Regions from separate parts of the Homo sapiens genome. Here region 1 is linked to region 2. A link is an interaction called in ENCODE POLR2A ChIA-PET data of the cell type or tissue named here. Cell type or tissue: OCI-LY7. All regions are shown on one strand. Links, peaks and the distances in the headings refer to the core of each region. The heading gives the core; the rest is flanking DNA. Region 1 overlaps FAM193A (family with sequence similarity 193 member A). Region 2 has its middle 7.2 kb from the start of SH3BP2.

Region 1 (4,383 bases), core at 298-4,297, 100 kb after region 2:
AGTGGTTACAGAGAGCCGAGATGGCGCCACTGCACTCCAGCCTGGGCGGCTGAGCAAGACTCTGTCTCAAAAAACAAAAAACAAAAAAAAAAAAAAGAGAAAATCTTGAAAGCAGCTGGGTGGGGGCAAGTGGACCTACAGAAGAACAGGGAAAAGAATTCGAAAAGAATTCCAGAGGACATCTTGTCAGAAATCAGAAACCATGCCAGCAAGGACAGAGGGAAGTTAAACAGTTCTAAAGTGTTCAAAGAAAAAAACCACCAACCTAGAATTATGTGTCCAGCCAAATTATCCTTCAAAAGTGAAGGAGAAATAAAGACTTCCTCAGACAAACAAAAACTGAGGGAGCTCATCACCAGCAGACCTGCCCTGCAAGAAATGTCAAAAGATTTCCTTCAGATAGAAGGTCAGAAACGTGGATCTACATAAAGAAAGGAAGAATACTAGAGAAGGAATAAAGACAAAGTAAAATATCTTCTTCTTATTATTATTCATCTAAAAGATAACTGTTGAAAGTAATCATCATCACTGTACTGGGTGATAAACATGTGGATAAGTGAAAATAATGACAGCAATGTCACAGGGAATAGGGAAGGGTCGGGAGTAATCTGTTAAATGTTACCTTTTTTACATTAGTTAGTTGAAAAAGGACTCAGATTAGTTCAAAATGTATATTGTAAACTCCAGGGCAACTGCAGAAATTTTAAAAAAGATAAATAAAATTGATATACTAACAGAGGAGATAAAACCATAAAACGCTTAATTAAAAGTAGAGAAGGCAGAAAAAGACTCATAATGAATAGGAAACAATTACAAACATGGCTGATATTAATCTAAATACATCAAAAAATCACTTTAAATGTGAATAGTCAAATACACCAATGAAAAGACAAAGATTATCAGAGTACATCAAAAAACAACAAGCATGGTGGCATGTGCCTATAGTCCCAGCTACTCAGGAGGCCAAGGTGGGAGGACTGCTTGAGGCTAGGAGTTCAAGTTCAGCTTGGGTAACATAGCAAGAGTCCATCTCTAAAAATAAAAAAACAAACAAACACAACTATACATGTCTACAAGAAACCTGCTTTACATATGAAACCCTGAGAAGGTGGCTCGCGCCTGTAATCCCAGCACTTTGCGAGGCTGAGGTGGGCGGATCACAAGGTCAGGAGATCGAGACCATCCTGGCTAACATGGTGAAACCCTGTCTTTACTAAATATACAAAAAATTAGCCGGGCATGGTGGTGGGCACCTGTAGTCCCAGCTACTTGGGAGGCTGAGGCAGGAGAATGGTGTGAACTCAGGAGGTGGAGCTTGCAGTGAGCCGAGATCGCATCACTGCACTCCAGCCTGGGCGACCGAGGAAGACTCTGTCTCAAAAAAAAAAAAAAACCAAAAAAAAAAAAACCCTGAGAAGTTAAAAGTAAAGGGATGGAAACAACCAATGGATCAATAAAGAAATTACAAAGAAAAGCAGAAAATACTTAGAGACAAATGAAAACAAAAACATAACATACTGAAACTTACGGGACGCAGTGAAAGCAAGCACTAAGAGCAAAATGTATAGCTACAAACACATCAAAAAACAAGAAAGATCTCTATCAGCAACCTAACTAGGATAGGCGTGGTGGCTCATGCCTGTAATTCCAGCACCTTGGGAGGCTGAGGCAGGAGGACTGCTTGAGCCCAGGAGTTTGAGACCAACCTGGGCAACATGGTGAGACCTCCGTCCCTACGTAAATAAATACATAGACAGACAGATAGATAGCTGGGCATGGTGGCACACACCTGTAGTCCAAGCTACGAGACTATGGGTCAGGAGGATTGCTTGAGCCCAGGAGGTCGAGGTTGCAGTGACCCAAGATCGCACCACTACACTCCAGGCTGGGCAACTGAGTAAGCTTTGTCTCAATAACAACAACAAATAAAATGAAACAAAAAACCCTCCCTAACTTCACATCTTAATGAATTAGAAAAAGAACAATCTAAACCCAAAGCTAGCAGAAGAAAGGTAATTTAGAGCAGAGATTAATGATCAATGAAATAGAGAATAGAAAAACAATAGGGGAAAAAAAAAATCAATGAAACCAAAATATAGTTCTTTGAAAAGAGAAACAAAACTGACAAAACTTTAGTGAGATGGAGTAAGAAAAAAAAAAGACTCAAATTACTATAATCAGAAATGAAAGTGGGGACATTATTATTGATTACACAGAAATAAAAGGGGCTGGGAGTGGTGGCGCACACCTGTAATCATAGCTACTTGGGAGGCTAACACAGGAGAATCATTTGAGCTCAAGCGTTCGAGGCTCCAGTGAGCTATGATCGTGCTACTGCACTCCAGCCTGGGCAACAGAGCAAGCATATCTCTAAAAAGCAGAAAATTAAATTAAAATTAAGAAAAAAACATAAAAGGTATTATAAGAAAGTACTGGCTGGGCTCGGCGCTGTAGCTCACGCCTGTAATCCCAGCACTTTGGGAGGTCCAGGTGGGTGGATCACCTGAGGTCAGGGGTTCGAGACCAGCCTGACCAACATGGTGAAACCCCATCTCTACCAAAAATACAAAAATTAGCCGGGCATGGTGGTGGGCGCCTGTAATCCCAACTATATGGGAGGCTGAGGCAGGAGAATCTCTTGAACCTGGGAGGCAGAGGTTGCAGTGAGCCAAGATGGTGCCATTGCACTTCAGCCTAGGTGACAAAGCAAGACTCCGTCTCAAAAAAAAAAGTAAGTAAGTATTGGCTGGGCTTGGTAACTCATGCCTATAATCCCAGCACTTTGGGAGGCTGAGGTAGTAGGACTGCTTTAGCCCAGGAGTTTCAGTCCAGACTGGGTAACATAGTGAGACCCTGTCTTCTCTCTGGAAGAGTCCAAAACAATAAAAAAAAAATTAGCTGGGAGTGGTGGCACATGCCTGTAATCCCAGCTATTGGGGGGCCAAGGGAGGAGGAATGCTTGAGCCCAGGAGTTTGAGGCTGCAATGAGCTATGATCATGTCATTGTACTCCTGCCTGGGTGACAGAGTGAGATGCCGTTTCAAAGAAAAAAGAAAGTATTACGAACAACTGTACACCAACACACTGGATAAAACAGATGAAATGAAAAAATTTTTAGAAACACAAAACCTATCAAGACGAAATCATAAAGAAATAGAAAAGTCTGAACAGACCTGTAACTAGTAAGGAGATTGAACTGGTAATCAAAAACCACCCAATAGGCTGGGCGCAGTGGCTCACGCCTGTAATCCCAGCACTCTGGGAGGCCAAGATGGGTGGATAACCTGAGGTCAGGAGTTTGAGACCAGCCTGGCCAACATGGCAAAACCCCGTCTCTACTAAAAATACAAAAATTAGCTGGGTGTGGTGGCATGTGCCTGTAGTTCCAGTTACTTTGGAGGCTGAGGCCAGGGAATCGCTTAGAATCTGAGAGGCGGAGGTTGCAGTGAGTGGAGATTGTGCCACTGCATTCCAGCCTGGGTGACAGAGCAAGACTCCGTCTCAAAGAAAAAAAAAAAAATCACCCAATAAAGAAAAGCCCCAAACCTGATGGCTTCACTAGTCAATTCTACCAAATATTTAAAGAATTAATACCAATCTTTCTCAAAGTTTCCAAAAAACTGAAGAGGAGGGAACACTTTCTAACTCATGTCCTGAGCATATCCCCATACCAAAGCCAAAGACACTGTAAGAAAAACTACAGGGTCGGGCGCGGTGGCTCACACCTGTAATCCCAACACTTTGGGAGACCGAGGCGGGTGGATCACCTGAGGTCGGGAGTTCGAGACCAGCTGACCAACATGTAGAAACCCTGTCTCTACTAAAAATACAAAATTAGCCGGGCCTCGTGGTGCATGCCTGTAATCCCAGCTACTCTGGAGGCTGAGGCAGGAGAATCACATGAACCCGGGAGGCAGAGGTTGCAGTGAGCCAAGATCACACCACTGCACTCAGCCTGGGTAATGAGCAAAACTCTGTCTCAAAAAAAAAAAAAAAAAAAAAAAAGAAAGAAAACTACAAACGAGTATCGCTTGTGAACATTCATGCAAACATCCTCAACAAAATACTAGCAACCTGAATTCAGCAGCATATTAAAAGATTCATACACCATGACCAAGTGGGACTCATTCCCAGAATGCAAGGATAATTCTATGTATAAAAAGTAATCAATGTTAATATGCCACATTAACAGACTGGAAAAAGCCAAAGATCATCACAACTGGTGCAGAAAAAGCATGTGACAAATTCAACACCCATTCATTACAAAAACACCCAACAAACTAGGAATAGAAGGAAAACTACCAAAACATAATAAAAGCCATATATGAAAAACCCACAGCAAACAATGGTGAACGAATGAAAGCTTTTCCTTAAATAACAGGA
Region 2 (4,383 bases), core at 295-4,294:
AGTGGGTGGCCCCAGCCTGTGGGCTTCTGGCCAGCTGCCCTCAGTGAGCCTGTGGAGGGTGGGGCCCACAGCCAGCTTGCCCACTGCCCCTCGTGCCTGGGACAGGCCTGGCTTCCTGGCCAGCCTGAGAGCTGGTAAAGGCTGACGAAGTCGGCGAAGGCTCTTTGGGGACAGTAGGACTGAGCTGGGCTCCCACAACCTGGGAGGACTCTCCTGGCAGGGGCACAGCGCTAGAGGGCAGAGTGAGGGAAATAGAGCCAGAGTTCACGCCAGGTCAAGGGCCAGCCAGCGCCCCCAGGCCACCAGCACTCCCCAGGAGGGCCTGCCCTGCCTGCCTGGCTGCCACACCTCTAGCCCAGGTCAGCTGCTGGCTCTGTCCTCTGAGGTTTGCTTGAGTCAATTTTCTACATAAAACGAGAGTGTCAGGCAGGTCCCATTAGGAAGCTCTATTTTGTAATACCAGGCCTGTGGGTGGAGGACCCAGGACCCACGCACGCACTGGCTTTTCTATTTTTACATCCAGAGTCGCCTGCTCTCACCCCCAGAGCCCAATTTGGAACTTGAAAGCAGCACATTCTATTCTGGGGCCACTTCCGGCCCCTGTGCCGTGGGAGGTGGGTGTTTGTACACAACAGCGTGCCCCACCCGCCTCCCTCCAAAACACCCCCTCTCCTGTCACCCCCCACCCCCACCACCACCCCCTGCCAGCCACGTGACCTTCAGGAACACACTGAGATCTGGAAGGGGAAGCCCATGTGGGGCTTGGGAAGGGGAAGCTGTGGCCTTCAACAGTGGTGAGGTTCCCACGTCACCCCAAGGGGTCCCCACCTATCACCCCAGCCCAGGGTCAGGAGAGGCAGCCAGCCCTTCCCCAGCCAGCGCTGGACACTGAGACATGAGGGTGCAAGGTGACCTGCGTGACAGCAAAGCCCCTCACGACCAGAGCAGGAAGGAACAAGAGAACAGATGAGCCTGGGAGGCCTCCTGGGAGAGGGGACCCCAGGAGACACTTGAGGGCTGCTCCCACCTCGACTCCCCAGGCCTCTCCCATGGCCGTGGCAGGACTGGGCTGCCTTGGCAGGAGTGAATGAGGGACTCGCCCCACTGGGACCCAGAACTCCCCGTCCCACCTGGCCTCAAGTGGGTTCTGAAGGGGTCTCACCAGGCCTTCAGCCGCCTGCCCAGCCGAGGACCCAGAGGACCACTCCCTCCCCCTTCCACTTCTCCATCCTTGGGAGTGGACCTTGGCCTTAATTCCACACTTGTGGGTCCCCTAAACCATGCTGGCAGCCCTAAAGGCCCCTGCTACGGCCCTGAGAACACCCCTCCCCAAAGTGCCACCCTCTCCCCGATGACATGGGCTCTTATGTGCGAACCCCCAACACTGTGATGCCCTACAGTGCCACCTCTCCACTCAGGGGCACCCCTGATGTGCCCAGCCCAGGGTCAGGAGTGGCCAGCTGCCCTCAGTGAGCCTGTGGAGGGTGGGGTTCTATCGGCGGTGATACTGGGGCCCACCAAGTAGCTCAGAATGGCTCTGGCCCAGTAGCCCTGTCTCTGAGCCCCCAGCCTGCACTGCCCCTCCTCCCGGCCTCTGACAGGGGGTGAAGCTGGAAAGATGAGCTGCCCCACCCAGCCCAGAGCTGGCGGGAACAGCAGAAGACTCAGGACCCCAAGGGTGGGGACTTTCCCATCACACTGAAGAGGCGGCAGGGGAGTGGGGGGGTAGGTGCTGACGCAGAGCTGAACAAGGTCTGGCCTGTGATGGTGTGAGGCCCAGTCAGGGATGTGCACACCCTCAGCCCTCCTGGAGTACCTGCTGTGCCAGGTACAGTACCAGGTGCTTTTCACATCCTTACACCTTCTCGTCCCTGAAGCTACTTAGCAGCCTGGCCAACATGGTGAAACCCAGTCTCCACTAAAAACACACAAATTAGCCAGGTGTGGTAGCACATGCCTGTAATCCCAGCTACTTGGGAGGCTGAGGCAGGAGAGTCACTTGAACCCGGGAGGTAGAGGTTGCAGTGAGCCGAGATGGTGCCACTGCACTCCAGCCTGGGCAAGAGCGAGATTCTGTCTCAAAAAAAAAAAAAAAAAAGAAAAAGAAAAGAAAAATAGAAAAGAAACACTTTAGATGAATTCAATTTAGCAGAGTTTATTTGAGCAATGAAATGATTCCTAAATCAGGCAGCACCCCGAACCAGTAGAGGCTCAGAGAGCTCCATCCAGCAACTTGGGCAGGCAGTATTTATGGACAGAAAAAGGAAGTGACACAGAAATCGTCTGATTGGCTACAACTGGGTGCTTGCCTTCTTTGAACCTGCCTGAGTAGTTTGCAGCCTGTGACTGGCTGAAAGCTCAGCTGCTCTGATGGGCCGAGACTCAGTGACTTCTTCCAAAGAGTCCTGTGACTATAGCAAACCCTAACCTGACTTAATCTGTAAACAAACTGCAGCTTGAGTATACTCCCAGGCTGCAGTTTATTTACAGATTAAGGCAGGTTAGGGTTTGCCATATGCTGAGGCAGCTTTAGGCCAAATTTAAGTTAATTTAACCTTTGCCTCTTTTAGGCAGCCTCTCAATTTTGAGAGATTGACTGAAACCTTGGGCACTGGCGTCACTTTCTGTCACCATCATAATGGATTTGTTTGGTCTCAGTGTGAAATTCATATTCACCGTGTCAAGTTAGTTGGATGATGATGTTTTCTTCATGTTTTGTTCCTCTAACTGTGATGAGACCATTTGATGTACTAAGGATGGCTGCATACAAGCATTTAAGACACTTGAGGGGACAGCGTATCAGAGAGACTGTTCTGACGGCTTTTGGGAGGATGATACAAGAAACTGAAGCACACTCCTTAACAGGAGGCTCGGTGAACCAAACGGATCAAAACCGAACAATTCAAAGTTCAGGCAATGAAGACTGTTCTACAGCATTCAAGTCCCGTTGGTCAGTCTTTCTTTGGAACATGATGGTGATTTAGAACTACAGTTGGACGGGCGTGGTGGCTTACGCCTGTAATCCCAGCACTTTGGGAGGCCGAGGCGGGTGGATCACCAGAGGTCAGGAGTTCAAGACCAGCCTGGCCAACATGGTGAAATGCCATGTCTACTAAAAATACAAAAGTAGCCTGGCATGGTGGCACATGTCTGTAATCCCAGCTACTCGGGAGGCTGAGGCAGAAGAATCGCTGGAACCCAGGAGTGGAGGTTGCAGTGAGCCAAGATTTTGCCACTGCACTCCAGCCTGGCAACAGAGAGAGACTCCGTCTCAGGAGAAAAAAAAAAAAAAAAAAAGAACCACAATTGTGGGGAGATGGCGGATAGGAGGCAGGACTAACTTGCAGCTCTCGCTTGGATGGACAGAGAAGCATGTGGAGACCCACATCATGAACTTTTGCTCCAAGAACTACTGCAGGAATATACCAGGAAAGCTGAGAGAATCCACAGACTCCTTTGAAGGAGGTGGATTGCCGCTGCAGGCTCCATGGGACAGCTGAGGAACTCTGAAGACAAAGGACATAGTTTCTTGGGAGCTCTGTGGCCCTATCCACCACCTGATCCTACCACTGCTGATGGGCTCTTGAAAGTACCACCTCCCGGCTGGAGGCCAACCAACACAAAAGCAGTGCACCTAACAAAAATACAACCAAGGACCCTCACCAAGTCCACTTCACTCCCCTGCTACCTCCACTGGAGCAGGTACTGGTATCCGCAGCTGAGAGACCTGAAGACAGATCACATCCCAGGACTCCTTGAAGACACTCCCCAGTACCAGTCCAGAGTCTGGTAGCTCTACTGGGTGGCTAGATCCAGAAGATAAAGAACAATCACTACAGTTTGGCTATCAGAACGCCCTATCCCTGGGGGAAAGGGGAGAGCACCACATCCAGGGAGCACCCCTGTGGGACAAAAGAATCTCAACAGCAGCCCTTGAGTCCCAGATCTTCCCTCTGACATAGTCTACCCAAATGAGAAAGAACCAGGAAAACAATTCTGGTAATATGACGAAACAAGGTTCTTTAACATCTGCAAAAGATTACACTAGCTCACCAGCAATGGATCCAAACCAAGACGAAATCTCTGAATTGCCAGAAAAAGAATTCAGAAGGTCGACTCTTAAGCTAATCAAGGAGGCACCAGAGAAAGGGGAAATCCAACTTAAAGAAATCGAAAACATGATACAGGGTATGAATGGAAAAATCTCCAGTGAAATAGATAACATGAATTAAAAAAATACTATCACAACTTCTGGAAATGAAGGGCACACTTAGAGAATTGCAAAATGCACTGGAAAGTCTCAGCAATAGAATCAAACAAGCAGAAGAAAAAACTTCACAGCTTGAAGACAAGGCTTTTGAATTAACCCAATCCAACAAAGAC

The links. ChIA-PET counts read pairs that join two places held together with the same protein. Peaks named below come from ENCODE experiments on the same cell type or tissue, not always from the same donor. Only the 100,000 strongest peaks of a DNase experiment are listed, where the experiment ranks them.
Region 1: POLR2A ChIA-PET joins it to region 2 with 5 read pairs; 2 of 35 experiments call an interaction of 5 or more read pairs at or near these places.

Annotation. Positions count from the first base shown.
Region 1 is chr4:2,678,998-2,683,380 of GRCh38, reverse strand. The region is part of intron 13 of FAM193A (family with sequence similarity 193 member A); the gene reads right to left. Among named protein-coding and RNA genes, the nearest start is that of TNIP2, 75 kb to the left of the region's middle. In OCI-LY7, for the core only: no CTCF peak of the experiment used is centred there; no DNase peak of the experiment used is centred there.
Region 2 is chr4:2,783,684-2,788,066 of GRCh38, reverse strand. No RefSeq gene overlaps it. Among named protein-coding and RNA genes, the nearest start is that of SH3BP2, 7.2 kb to the left of the region's middle. RefSeq lists enhancers at 1-185, 309-618, 821-1,455, 1,589-1,798, 2,159-2,208. In OCI-LY7, for the core only: no CTCF peak of the experiment used is centred there; DNase peaks (open chromatin) are centred at 556 and 2,316; H3K4me3 peaks cover 911 bases; H3K27ac peaks cover 2,232 bases.